Linked DNA regions of Homo sapiens: region 1 is linked to region 2. A link is a contact called in ENCODE Hi-C data. All regions are on one chromosome and are shown on one strand. The core of a region is the stretch at or near the end of the contact, and the rest is flanking DNA. Distances in the headings are between cores, read along the strand shown. Region 1 has its middle 45 kb from the start of FOXO6-AS1. Region 2 overlaps SCMH1 (Scm polycomb group protein homolog 1).

The links. A loop is a pair of places that touch in the nucleus more often than their neighbours do. Pooled maps may share reads with other maps.
Region 1: a map of mammary epithelial cell shows a loop between it and region 2 (4-fold over the local background). The contact joins two enhancer-like sites. A Hi-C loop is called at or near these places in 3 of 168 maps with a recorded cell type or tissue (K562, chondrocyte and mammary epithelial cell) and 2 of 50 pooled maps.

Annotation. Positions count from the first base shown.
Region 1 is chr1:41,417,382-41,424,422 of GRCh38, forward strand. No RefSeq gene overlaps it. Among named protein-coding and RNA genes, the nearest start is that of FOXO6-AS1, 45 kb to the left of the region's middle. RefSeq lists silencers at 1,576-1,870, 6,056-6,350 and enhancers at 1,576-1,870, 6,503-7,041. Within about 2 kb of position 1,655, at least 16 of the 41 ENCODE cell types and tissues checked have a DNase peak (open chromatin) inside an H3K27ac peak, as active enhancers do; they include mammary epithelial cell, where a contact is called at or near this core.
Region 2 is chr1:41,043,569-41,050,837 of GRCh38, forward strand. SCMH1 (Scm polycomb group protein homolog 1) reads right to left here. Exons shown (of 16, transcript NM_001394311.1): 11 at 5,122-5,322; 12 at 2,839-3,030. It overlaps SLFNL1-AS1 (SLFNL1 antisense RNA 1), which reads left to right. Exons shown (of 4, transcript NR_037868.1): 4 at 1-322. Among named protein-coding and RNA genes, the nearest start is that of SLFNL1, 25 kb to the left of the region's middle. Within about 2 kb of position 2,308, at least 20 of the 41 ENCODE cell types and tissues checked have a DNase peak (open chromatin) inside an H3K27ac peak, as active enhancers do; they include mammary epithelial cell, where a contact is called at or near this core.

The sequences.
Region 1 (7,041 bases), core at 405-2,904, 370 kb after region 2:
TAAACTCTACTGTGCACTAGGTGAGTGCCAGGCTTCTCTGCACCACAACTGCTTCTGTGCACTCTCCTATTTCGTCTTCACCCTGCCCCACTATTATCCCCATCTTACAGATGGGAAAGTTGAGACCCAGGGTTTTAACCCAGGCAGTTGGCTCCACAGCCAGCACTCTTGACACCACACTTGGAATTCTGCCTCTAAAATGACTCCAGCAGATGCTACAATCCCACTATCAGTGAAGACCCATTCTTTGGGGCTATTTATTTGTCTAACAAATATGTATTTACACTTGCTATTTTCAGAGCCAAAGGAGCTCACAGAATGCACTTAGCCTGATTGTGTCACTTTACAGATGGTGAAACTGAGACCCAGAGAGGGGGAGTGACTGTCCCATGGTCACATGTGTGAGTATGAGGGTGTATGGTAGGACTAATGGATGGCAGTGCGATTGTCAAGCCCAGCATGTGTGAGGCAGTGTGGGACGGGCATAGGAGACAAAACACGATGAGTGCAGTGTTCTGGGGTGAGGGAGGCCACAGTGGGTAGGAGCTAGGGGCCACCCCACCCTAAGTGGGAAGCACCGCTGGAGGAAATGCATGGGGCAAGGGTGGGTGTGAGCTTGGATATGGGCGTGGCTGGGGTCAGTGTCTGAGCTGTGTGAGGGAGAAAGCGGAAGGGAAATGTCTAGGAGCCAGTGGGAGCCACTGGAGGGGGCCACAGTTTCCCAGCACCTGCCTGGTGCCAGGCAATGCAAGGAGTAGGACAGCCTGTCCTCATGGAGCCTGCATTCCAGGGGCTGAAAGCACAGATCACTCCAGAAACAGGCCTCTCACATCCCATCCATGGTGATGGACTCAGAACAGTGTGGGAGGCAAGGCAAGGGGTCTTGATGGGAGCTCCCTGGGGTGAGTGAAACGGTCTAGAGCTTAGCCTGGGGGGTAGTGACCCGGAGGGTTCAGAGGTAGAAATACATCGAGCTGTTCACTTCAAAATAGTGCCCCTTACTGTATGCAAATCTTACCTCAATTAAAAAAGAAGAAAACAAAAAAACCTAGCCTTCTGCTTTGGGTGGGAGGGAAAGTGGGAGTGGCCAGTAATTGTGGCCTGGGTGGAGAGGACCTAGACAGAGAGGTGCTGGCAGAGAATTCTACGGAAAGTTTGCTGGTGGGAGTGAAAGCTGGAACTCGGCTCTAGGTTTCTGAGGAGCCCCAGGGGATGAAGCTGCAAAGATGTGGGGAGGCTCAGGGATCCTGGGGCATCCCATCTCTGGAAGAGCCTCCCCTCTGCAGAAGTGGCAAGAAGCCCTCCGAGAGTGTGGGTCTGGGATGCTTTTTGTCAAATCTGCAGGTGCCTGGGTCCGCAGTCTACTCCTCTGCTGGGGGTGGAGGGGATCCCCTAGATCTACATTTTCACACATTCCCAGGGTAATTTTGACACTGTCAGCTGCACACCAGTATTAGGAAATCACAGCCTGAGGTTCCTTCCAAGCCCTGGCTTCTGTGAATCCAGATTCTGAGATTTCCTGCACTGGAAAGTCATTTTAGCTAGGCCAGCACTGCCACCGCTGGCCATGGCGAGGCTGAGTCCCAGGGAGGGGAAGTGACGTGCCCATGGACTCACAGCCAGCTTGCATCCAGAGCTGTAACCGGAACCCTGCCTAGGCTGCCAGGCCAGGCTCCCAGCCCCGGCCCGGTCAACTTTGTCATGCCCAAGGAATTCCCAGCTGTCAGAGATGGGCGGGGACCGTAGGCAATGGCAGGGAGCCTGGCAGCTGTAGGTGGGCCCCACCCACCCTCCAGGTGCCCCAGGTCTCCCGGGTTGGTTGGGGGCCATCTCAGGCTGTTGGCTGCTCGGGGCTCAGGCCCACCTCCTGCCTCTGTGGCCCCAAATAGAGCTCCTGGGGGCACTTGGCCACCAGGGGAGGAGAGCAGAACCCTGACTCTGTTCCTAGCAGGGGGAGGACCTGTTGAGTCCTGTCATGTGGGAGTGCCACCCCAAACTCCTGCCTGCAGAACCTCATTGGGATGCTGGTGGCACAGGCTGAGCCGGCAAGGTCACTGGAGAACAGAGCGAGGGTGAGGGCGTCCACCGCCAGCCTGGCACTGCCCCCACTGGCGCCTGTTGGGTCTGAACCTCTGCCTAAGGCAGTTGCTTGCACCTGGCCTCACCTCTGCCAGGGCGTCCTCTGCCAATGACAGCCCTCCCTTCTGTTTTCTCTCCTCCTTCCCTTCTCTACCCCTCCCTCTTCCTTTTCTTGCCTACAGGATTGGGGCCCCATCTACTCCTCTTCCATCCTGAGCCCTTTGGAGACAAGCCGACCTGGTTTGAGCCCCAGCTCCTGCTCCTTCTGCTGCTTAGCTCTGTGACCTTTGGCAAGTTGCTAAACCTCTCTGAGTCTCAGTTTACTTATCTGCAGAATGGGGGGTAATAGATCCTATCTCATGAAGGGCTCGTGAGGATCTTTAAACTGTCTAACCTTGGTTGGGCACTTACTCTGTGCCAGGCACTGTGTGTGTGTTTTACCTGAGTTATCATCCTCATTTTATAGACAGGCAAAATGAGGCTCAGAGAGAGGGGGCAGGCTTGTTCCTGGTTGCTCAGCTGTACGTGCAGAGTTGGGCTTTCTGGATCTAAGATCTATGTTCTTCCCTAGGCAGGTTGGCACTGAGGGAGCAGGCAGGGCCATGGGCAGAGCTGTGACCTCACCACATAGGGAGGTGCTGGGCCTGGGTCACATGCGTAGAGAGATTACGATCCTGGGTGTTGTGAGTCAGGTATCGTCTCCATCTGTAGAATGAGGAAAGTTGTAACCATCCCTAGGTGCGATACCTGAGACTGGATCCAGCTTCCTGCAGTCTCCCTTGTCCAAAGCAGGGACTCTTGAGTTCCGTCAGTAGAAGGGGAGCATGACTCTGTCTTATGGAGACAGTCATACATAGCAAATGTTGACTGTAACCACTATCACAAGTCCTGAGATCTTTGCCTGAGGGATGAAAATGGGGGCGCACAGAATTTTAAGTCCTCACTTAAGGACTTGAACTTACCCCTCCTGAGTAGTACATAGTAGCCCCATCTCCAGAGGAAGAAACTGCTGCTCAGAGTGAGGCCCAGCTTTGTCCCAATCACACAGCCCAGTGGTGGGCAAGGTCCTGCCCCCTCCCAGCAGGCCTCAGAGGGAAGGCCAGGCTGGCTCTCTCCCCATCAGCGGCCGCCTTCATTAGCATTCCGAGGTGCACTGCCCAAGTTGCCATTATGTGGTTGGGTAGATTCACATCTGTAGGTTCTAATTCACCCTAATTGACCCTGCAGGGAATCTTCCAAACTCCTGGGTTTTTACAGCTTCTTGGAGTTTTATTTTGGCTTTTGAAAAATAGTGCATTCATGCCAAACACACAGGGCTATAAATCGATGCTGCTCTGATTGATAAAGTATAAAAAGGCCAGCATGCTGCGTGGCCAGGCCCTGGGTTGTCTGTGTATGTGTACATGCATGCATGTATGTATATGTTTGTATATATGTGTGGGTATATATGTGTGTGTCATAGCAACACATAGAAGCTGGCCTTCATTGAGCATTTCTGCGTTGAGCTCTGTGCTAAGCACTTCACAGGCATTAAATACAATCGCCCAGGGTCCAGCTGCTACTAATTGTCTGATCCAGAGCCCAGCTTGGCCAGGAATAAGAAGGTCAGGGCAGAGTCAGTGAGCTCATTTTGGTTGTGGCAAGTCTGAGGTTCTTCTGGGATATTCAGGGGAGGGAGCCTGGTAAGCTCTGAGGCTTACCTGCTATTTCACTTCAAGCAAATCGGTTACCCTCTTTGTGCCTCAGTATCCCTTCTACAAAATGGGGATAATCAATCACAGTACCTACTTCACAGGGTTGTTGTCAGGCTGTCTGCCTCTTGGTCAGGGTGAGAATGGAAAAGCACTCCCTGTATTTAACAACAATGTGTTGAGTGACTCAGTAAGAACCATTTTGGTGGAATACGGGGTGGACAGCAGCAGGCCTGGGAAGCAGACGGCAGGTGCAAGAGTGAGACTGGTCATAAAGGTAACCCTGGAATATGTTTTGCTGGGAAGGGGGAAGAAAGATGGGTCCTGGTTGGAGCCAAGTGTAGGGCTTCAGAAGGGTTTTTTTTTTTTTCTTGTTTGTTTGTTTTTTGAGATGGGGAGTCTTGCTCTGTCGCCCAGGCTGGAGTGCAGTGGTGCCATCTCAGCTCACTGCAACCTCTGCCTCTAGGTTCAAGTGACTCTCCTGCCTCAGCCTCCCAAGTAGCTGGGATTACAGGCACCCGCCACCACGCCCAGCTAATTTTTGTATTTTTAGTAGAGATGAGGTTTCATCATGTCGACCAGGCTGATCTTGATCCCGCCCACCTCGGCCTCCCGAAGTTCTGAGAGTGCCTGAGCCAGGCTGAGGTGCAGTGGTGCCATCTTGGCTCAATGCAGCCTCAATCTCCTGGGCTCAAGCGATCCTCCTGCCTCAGCCTCCTGAGTAGCTGGTACTACAGGCAGCTGGGACTATAGGCATATGCCACCACGCCCGGCTAATGTTTTTGATTTTTAGTAGAGATGAAGTCTCGTTTTGTTGCCCAGGCTAGAGCATGTTTCTTGATGCAGGGAAAGAGAAGGTGAAGAAGGGGGATAGATGGGAGGAGGGAAGGGTGGAGTCCAGGGCTCAGGGCACAGATGGGCTCCTCGGGGAGGGCCGGCTGGTTTATCCCATGGTTGCATCTTTGCAGAGTGGCAGGGAGACTTTTGCAGGGTGGGTGCCCAAGACTATCGCTATAGAAAGGCTCCTTGGGGTCCAGGTTGGAGAGGGAGGGAAGTGCCCCCAGGAGGAGAAGGAAGGTGCTGTGATGAGGTCAGAGAGCGAAGGAGGGCTAAGTGAAGGAGGGCCATGGATACAGGCCAATATGGGGTTGGGAGGATATGGGGTGGGGGAGGTAGTTCTGAGTGAGGATACCCAGGCCATGGCATGGGTGGGGTTGGCTGGGCCAAGTACAAAAGAGGGAGAGAGTTGTTGGTGATGAGGGAGAAGTAGGGGGTTGGCCAGGTCGTCAGGGGTCCAGGGAACTCCCAGGATGAAGGCAGGTGTTGGTGGAGAAGGCCAAGTCAGGCCTCAGGTCCTGGGGGCGTGGAGGTGTGGAGGGAGGCGCGGGGAAGTGGAGGAGGTGGCTGAGGGACGGGGAGAGGGAGGGCGGGGCTGAGGATGAGGGGTTCTTGCCCCAAAGTGGTGGCAGGGTGTCCTGGCTTGCAGCTTGAAGGGTTTTTATATTTTTGGCTTCTTGATGGGAATCTGGAATTAGTGATGGAATTGTGTCATGGATCAGGATTCTGTATTCACAGGGCCCTTAATGGCCCACGTTGCCCTGAATGAGTCCCCTGCTGTCTTGTCTGACTTCTCCTCTGGGTGAAGTCTACGGGGCTGGGCTATGTTGTCATTTACCTCTGCCGCCACCGAGCAGGCGAGAAAACCGCATCGGATGAACAGTTGGAGAGACGTGGCTAGGAGCTCCTTCCTGGAAAACAGTCTCCAGGAGATGTAGCATGGTGAGGGGATTGTGGGTTCCCAGGGCCAAAGTGTTCCAACCAGAAGCTGTGTGGCCTCTGGCAAGTTCTTTTCTTCCTTCTCTGTAACCCAGGGCACAGTGATGCTTCATGAGAGCGTAAAGTGTGTGGCAGTGGGTTCCTTCTTGTTAGTGATTACTATTACTCAGTGCTGACCAGAGAGAGGCCTGGTCTCTGTGGCAGAGGGGGTCCCTGGAGGGGCCCAGGACCAGGGTTTTGTCCCTGCTCTGAGCACTTGGGTGCTGGTAACGCCACAGGTTGTTTCTGGTGCTTTCTCCAAAGCTCTGTGGCAGACAGAACCAGGGGCATCACTGGCTCCATGCCTACCAGCTGTGTGACCTGGGCAAATCCCTGTAGGCACAGAGCTGCCTCCTTACTTGTAAAACACTGATTATTAATAATACCTCCTTCACTTCATTCATTCATGTGTGTACTCAGCAAATATTTCCTGAAGCAAGGTAGTGCTGCCATCAGATGAAAAGAGATGAAGAGTGGCTAAGGGGTTGCCTGGGGGCACACACAGGTAGTCTGCCCCCTCCCGCAAGATTCAGCTCCAGTTCAACCCCAACTACTCTCAGCCCCTGAACCCCACCTGGAGGCCTCTTGGCCGCGGCTCCCTGCTGGTTGAAGCTCAGATGCCCTCTTGTGGCCGCGGCCCCCTCGCACGTCGCCCTGCGCCCGGGGACCGGAATCCCCGACAAGGGGTGGTCAGCTCAGCGGCAGCACTGGACCCTCTACCTGCCCCCGCCCCCCGATTGTACGGAAGTCTGCAGCGTGTCTCAGGCCACACTGCGAGTTGGGGGTGGCCCTGGCCGCCAGCCTGGTGTCCTTGCCTGGAGGAAATGCGAGGTGTCAGATGACCCTGCCCGCCCTGCCCCTCCCAGGCCACCCTCGCAGAGGACGCCTCTCCCTGGCAGGACACCCTAGGGCCGTCTGGGCCCAGCATGCCCGCTGGCTCGTGAGCTGGCCCTGGAAACTAGCGGCTGGCGCAAGTGGGCGTTCGGCGGCACTGCTGGCTGCCAGCTGCCAGCCCCACACCCCACAGGCCCCTGCCTGGCCAGCCCCGGTGCACTCCTGGGATGTCCCCTGCAGGCCCAAGTGTCTCAGGCCCAGCCGCTGCCTCGGGGCTGTGTGCCGCTGGCAGGACACACAGCCTCCCGAGCTCAAAAAGCGGCTCTGCCCTTTCTTCTTAGGTTCAGGCTAAGGCCGGCTGTGCCGGAGGGGCACAACACCTGAGTGGAGATGAGCAGCCCAGGGGCGCCCTGCTGGCCCGCACCCTGCCCAGACCACATGAAGGCGAAGAGGTTGCTGAGTGAGTGGCGGGGGTGTGGGATGGAATTGTGTACGTGGTGTGGTGTGTGTGTGGCGTGTGTTGGTGCGTGTGTGGTGTGTGATGTGTGGTCTATATCTGTGTATGTGGTGTCTCTGTGTAGTGTATATCCATGTATGTGGTGTGTCTGTGTGTGGTGTGTGT
Region 2 (7,269 bases), core at 1,058-3,557:
CCTGCCACCACGCCCGGCTAATTTTTTTTTTTTTTTTTGTATTTTTAGTAGAGATGGGGTTTCACCATGTTAGCCAGGATAGTCTTGATCTCCTGATCTCACGATCCACCCGCCTCAGGCTCTCAAAGTGCTGGGATTACAGGTGTGAGCCACCGCGCCTGGCCTCATTAGTTTTTATTTATGTTAAATTTCTTAATCATAATAATACTATTATGTTCCTTATTCTTAGGAGATAAACACAAAAGTATTTAAGGATAAAATCTCTCATCTGCAGTTAACTCTCAAATGGTTCAGTAAATAAATGAAAAACATTTTAAATATACAGGTATTCAACAAGTATGTATATTTATATGTGTATATATAGTTAGGAGAAACAGACGAAGTAAATACTGCAAAAAGTGGTAAAGATAGGCAAAGAGTTCATGGTTGCTTATTGTTCTATTTTTGTAACTTTTCTGTAGGTTTGAAATTTTTAAAATAAAACATTGGAGAAAAAAGTAGTAGTCTCAACTTAGGTAGGAAAGCTTAATGGGATATGAAATCTCCCTGAGCTTTGGGTGACTACCTGCTATATCGGAAGTGCATGGTCAGTTGGGCCAGGACTCTAAGTGGTAGGGTAGTGTGGAGACAAGGATATAGGAAAGGGGGAGGGCCAGTAAGCACCCAGATAACAGAGGTGGTACCTATGTATGTCTAGCAGAAGCGTGTAGCCAGGCAGAAGGGCAGGAGTCATAAATACCAGATCCAAAGGGCAAAGCAAAAGACAGCTCTTGTACAGATCGAGCTCTTTGGCAGAGGTTTAGGTAAGTAATCAGAAAAACACAGGAAATGATAATATCAGAGGTGGGGCAAAGGGTCAGTAAGGCAGGCAAGCAGGCAGGAAGGCAGGCAGGCAAGCAGGCAGAAAGGATACACTAAGAAGCACAGAGGAATTAGAAGTTTAGGCAAGGCTCTGGCTTGTCTGGGCATAGTTAAAGGCTAATTTCAGGGAAGCAAATAGAAACTAGAGTGAGAGCAGACAAGTTGCTGAGCACCCACGATGAGAAACAGCTTAAGAGCAGAGGAGGACACAAAAAGTGGGCTCAATCTGTCTGAAAATGGGGAAGGGAGAGGTAGCAGCTAATGGCAGAATGTGATACCTTGGTCTTTGTTTCTCTTAGTTGGTGAGGCAAGAAGAGTCTGGCTAAAGTTTGCTTCCTCTTATCTAGTGGCTGAATCAGAGAGATGTAAATTGGGGCAGAATTCCCAGGAAAGGTCATGCCCCGGTCCCAAACCACTTTTGGGACTGCAGGCCCATGAGGTACATCCTTACCAGTCTCTGAATGCTGCTACCAGTATGTTTCTCTCACTTCTTAATGATGGCATTCCATTTAAGAATTCGGAGTTCCTATTTCTTTGAGAAATCTCTTTTTAAACTAGCAGCTACATTCATGGATGTGCTAACCCCCATTCATGCATCCATTCTTTCAGAATCCCAGGTAGGCCTAACTTTCACGTCTGAAATGTAGATCAGAGTTCCTGAATGCCTAACTGGAGGTATTTAAAACTTGCCTTTGTCTGGACCAGCTCTACCATGCCCAGTCCAGACTCCCAGTGCAACATTCTAACTGCAAGTCAGAATGCCTTTTTCTTTTCTCAGAGACTCTGGTACTGAAAGAAAGCAATCTAGCATGGGTTAGGTGAGGAGAAGTTCCCTCCATAGAAAAGGATCAGCCAGGGGATCATAGAAATGGCTGCAGGGATCAGATGGTCTGGCCCCCACAGAGTATTTAAAATTCAGGTATCTTTTTGACCTGCTTGCAAGTCACATAAGCAATACGGATTTGGGTACAGAAGTATCTATGAGGGAAAGGGGGAAGGAGAATGGGGGAACAGTCACTTCCCTGGGCACATTCTCTAGAAGCAGTGCTTTTATCGGAGGTGATTCTGTTAAGACTATGATGAAAAGACACCAGGGAAGGCAGTGTGGGAACAAGACTTGTTTGTGTAGAGGAAGGTCGGAAAAGACACCTTTCAGACCTGTGCCCTCCCATCAACAGACAGCACAGCACTCACACTGGCAGCACCCCTCCCTATTTCTCTGCTCAGGACACAATCTGCAGGGCTTTTTTAAGGGCCTTTCCTCCCTCTCAGTAATGACCTACCTTGCTATGTTTAAGGCTGAGCTTTTCTTCCCTCCCTTGTTCTGTGTCCTGGGTTCCAGATGAGAGACGCAGAGTTCCATTGAATCTTTAATCTCTCTCGGAAGTACTTAGTCACTGATTTGGCCACGTGGCATCTGCTTTCCCATTGTGGGTCTGGTATGTTAACTAAGAAAGTTATTTTCCAGCCGAGTTAGAAATAGCAGGAACTTGAATTGACTTGCTAGACTGGCAGTGCTGGAAGTTAGGGCCATGTGCCAAAGGAAAGAATAGATGGCCAATCACCAGGGAGCAAATTTCTCAATCTGTAGCCTGAGACTAAACCTTCCTGCTGGCAAGGGAGATGTGTGTTAGGCCTTTGCTGCCAGGTTCACACTGGGAGACGTTCTGTGACTTCTTGGTGGCTCCACATGCAGTCTGAAACTCAGAAGGGGAATTGCGAACCACCTTTTATCTAGGGATAAGGATCTAGAAGAAATAGGGGTGATCCTAGAGACAGAAAACAAAATCCTGAAGAAAAAGTAAAGATGAGAGGAGGCTGAGAAGTCTCAGATATGGCAAAGGTAAGGGACAGAAAAGCAGACCTCTAGATAGTAGGTGCCAGGCCAGTAGTTCTGAAGGCTGACCCTGGGCCCCTGCAGGTGCTGCTGCTAGCCCTGTCCCCCACTCTCAGCCCAGGCCCCATCCCAGCTCCTACCTGGTAGGTACCTGTCGTGGCTGTGGCTGTACTCTATGGCAGTGAGTGACAAGTGAGTCTGTGTAAAGGGCTGGTTGCCAAACAGATTGTCACTACGAAGGTTGTGGCAGAGTTTCTCCAGGAAGCGGAGGACGTAGGTGATGCTGTTGACTGCTGGGAGGTTGAGGGTATGCTGTTCCCGGTCAAACACGGCTGTGGAGTGAGTAAACAGGGCCAAGCATGTCAGCCTGGCAGTGGAGTACAGCGCTAGGCAGGACGAGTCCAGCCCACTGCTTGTCTCAGGCTTACCTGGTTACACAAAGGGAATCAGTGCCCCACGTTTCCTCCCTCCCTCCCTTTAACTCCCTCCCTCGAGGGCTTTGATTTTTGCCTCCAACTGTAAAGGGCTTGCAAATATGGGAGTGGCCAGGCCAGGTCTGTTGCACCCTGGGCTCTGGAATGATTTTATTCAACTTGTGAAAACAACTGTGAACATAATTCTCTCTGCTCCATCACTTGGTTGGACCTCCCCCAGGAAATCTGCTCATTTAGGGTGCTATTTTCACAAGAACTGCCCAAGAACAGAGAAGCTTGGCAGAAGAGTAGAATATAGCCATAGCCAGCAATGGTATGGGTACACAATTTCTGATCTACATAAGGGCACTAGAATTTTGGCAACATTTGGAACTGTTTCATGCTTGGTGTTAGTTTACTTCCTATCATCTTTTTCTATAAAAATGTATCAGTATAAACCTTAAAAAGCAAAGACCTGTGTATTTGTCTCTGAGGGCAGCAAGGACATGGGGATTTGGGGAGATAGGTCATTCTCAAGAACCAGTTTTGAGGCAGGAGAAGAACCCCAGAGAGGGTATAGGAGAGCAGCTAAAGAGAGGCAGTAAAGAAGGCCAGGTTCCTACAGACCATTACACAGAAACAAAGAAGAGACCAGGGAGTAGGCTGGGCCTCAGAAGGGACATAAGGCTTAATTTCCCAGGCACTTCCCAGTCTTTTTTTTTTTTTTTTTTTTTTGAGACGGAGTCTTGCTCTGTCACCCAGGCTGGGGTGCAATGGCACGATCTCAGCTCACTGCAACCTCCGCCTCCCAGGTTCAAGCAATTCTCTTGCCTCAGCCTCCCGAGTATCTGGGACTACAGGCGTGCACCACCATGCCTGGCTAATGTTTTGTATTTTTTTTTAGTAGAGACAGGGTTTTGCCATGTTGGCCAGGCTGGTCTTCAACTCCTGACCTCAGGTGATCCGCCCACCTCAGCCTCCCAAAGTGCTGGGATTACAGGTGTGAGCCACCGCACCTGGCCAATTCCTAGTCTTCTATAAAAATTCCCTGCCTGTCTGCTCCATCCTCCTCACAGCCAAGTACTCCCTAGTCTGGGTTCCCACACCACTCTGTATACATTTCCCTATTACAGCACTTCTCACAGTTAGCTATGTATATTCTTTCTTTTTCACTGGTATGGAGCCTAAGCTGTCATCTTCTATTCTCCCCTTCTCCTGACCAGTGTCTGGCAATCACCTGACACATAGTAAGGGTTCAATAAATGTTTGCTAAAATAATACAGTCTGGTTATTTATGGAGTCTTCCATGCCAGCGGGGTTTCCTGAAGCTGGTTATTACAACCTGCTAGGGAGGAGGGGCAGGGGAATATGGAATAGCATCAGTTAAGACTGAAAGGCTCTAGGTCAAGTCTTCATAGGTTTAGTGGCTAAACAGGATTTTGGATTTAGGAAAACTGAAACAGAATCAGGACACAGGAGAAAAAATGAGTATTCTGTGAGAGCAAAAAACACTGTGTCACTGAATCAAACTCTCATAGCAGTAAAGAAAAAGGAAATGACTTTTCCCAACCACCCTGGGATTTAATTCTCTTCTTCTGGGCCTGGTTTAGGACGAGGAAGCTAAGGAATCAAAGGAATGATAGAGGAGTTCAGTGGTTCCTGAAACCAGGTGGGAGGCTGCAACAGTCTGGAGAAACCCTCCTGCTGCCACAACATAGCCCCCTCTGGATTCTTTCTCCTATACTTTCTGTACGGACAGGTCAATCAGGTAGATGGGGGGAATCAGTTTAGAGGCTCACTGAAGCAGAATCTGTGGGTATTCTCCTTGGCAGAGGTATGCATAAGGCTCAGAGGGGCTCTTGGGGGGTTGGAGATGAGGAATGGAATACCTTCACATTTTTCCAGAGCCTGCAGGTATGAAGTGGGAACCAGGATGCCTTACAAGAAATCAACCAGTTGAGAAGGTGGGTCCTTCTGGCTGGGAGGCAATATGAGCCAAAGTGTGCTTACCTGAGATAACCTCACCACCATGGCCTTGCTTGAGGAAGCTGAAGACGGTTTTCTGGTGATAAGCACAGTCGATACAGGCCTGGACAGCCTGCTGCAACACCACAGAGGCACGGGCTGGTCCAAAATGGTCAGGGAGTTGCTGGACCTTCTTCTTATCTAAGTGGGGGCCTGTGCTGCCATTCTTGTTCAAGTAGATACAAACTATGGGAGACAAAGAATCAAAGAAGCTTCAAGAGTCTCTGGGATAGAGAAGTCAGAGAACAGCATCCTATTCCATCTTTTATACCTTGGCCTCTGGTTCCTAACAGAATTCCTAGCAGCTGAGCTGGTGAAATGCTGTGGGAGGTAGAGGGTGGAGGGTCAAGAAAAGGCTGTGCCCAGCTACTGCCAACCCAAACTGCATGATCAAAGTCTGTGGGAAGACTGGAAGAGTGGCCCAGACCAAAGGCCAAGACACAGAGTTTGCACTTTGTCTTCTGTGCACTGAAAAGAAAATCTAGACAATTCCCCTCTTGTACGTACTTCCATTTTTTTGTACTTGGTTGCCTCACATATTCTTTGTACCTCTTACCATATATGTGTAAGGCACTGTGGGGCAATGGCAATATTAGCAAGGGCATATGTGTGTGTGTGTGTGTGTGTATGTATGTCATTGGATTTAGAATAGTTGCACCATTGATCATTTGCCTTGCTTTCTGTTTTGGGCCTTAGGGTCCCTTTGTTATCTTCTACATCAACACTCATGCCCAAAGAATATAATAAAAATTTTAAAAAAAATTGGATTAAAAAAAAAAAAGTTGGGCTGGGCGTGGTGGCTCACGCCTGTAATCCCAGCACTTTGGGAGGCTGAGGCAGGTGGATCACGAGGTCAGGAGTTCGAGATCAGCCTGGTGAAGAGGTGAAACCCCGTCTCTATTAAAAAAAAAAAATAGCCGGGCATGGTGGTGGGCGCCTGTAATCCCAGCTACTCGGGAGGCTGAGGCAGGAGAATCGCTTGAACCTGGAAGGTGGAGCTTGCAGTGAGCCGAGATTGCGCCACTGCACGCCAGCCTGGGGGACAGAGTGAGAATTGGTCTCAAAAAAAAAAAAAAAAATTGGGTGCAGTGGCTCACATCTGTAATCACAGCACTTTGTGAGGCTGAGGCGGAAGGATCACTTAAAGCCAGGAGTTTGAGACCAGCCTGGGCAATACAGTGAGACCACATCTCTACAGAAAATTTGCTAGGTGTGGTGGCATGTGCCTGTGTTCCCAGCTACTTGGGAGGCTGAGGTGGGAGAACTGCTTGAGCCCAGGAGTTCAAGGCTGCAGTGAGCTGTAATCGCGCCACTGCACTCCAGCCTGGATGACAGAGACTCCGTCTTTAAAAAAAAAAAAAGTGAAAAGAGCTTGAGGGTCCCAAGACGGCTAAGCACTCTCCTAGCTACTGGCCTCCACCTGGCACTGCAGTGGGGAAGGGGTGCAGTGGGCACAGGAGACCGAGGCAGTCCTAACAGAGTTGTCTCTGGAGTTGTTCTCTCCTCAGGACCCACAGCAACCTGGTCAGCAATGACATTTTCTCCTCCATCTGCTTTCCAGCTTCCCATTTGAGTAGCGGGTACTATTCTTTCTTGTGTGGTTGTGGCTCACTAGCTGAAGGGGTAGAAGGGCAAAAGTCTCTTTGCTATTAAAGGTAGAAAAGATAAGAGCAGTAATTGTGTGGCCCGTGGATGGACTGTTGTTCTCCTTGGGTCTCAGGTTCACCACCTGAAAAATGAAGTGACTGAGCCAGATGCTCTCTGAGGATTCTCCACCTTCATAATTCTAATTCTAAGGAGAACCAACATGGACGGAAGAAATGGAAAACAGAAAGTAGGGAGGTGATATGTGGAAAGTGACAGGAGAAACATAAAAACAAAAAGAAGAAAAGGGTAAACAAGATGAATTGAACGAATACATTTAACTCTGTTCTCTCCAAAAACTCACTAAAATGAGCCAGATAATAAGAGAGGAGATGACAATAAGATTAGGAAGGTGGAAAGCGGACTGGAAACGTAGCGACTGACTCAACAGACCCAACAAAGCTGTATACCCTAAAGCTGGAGTGGGGAGTGATGAGAACCACGCTCTCATAATTTGCAAAAGGCCTAATAATCGGCAGAGTTGGTGCC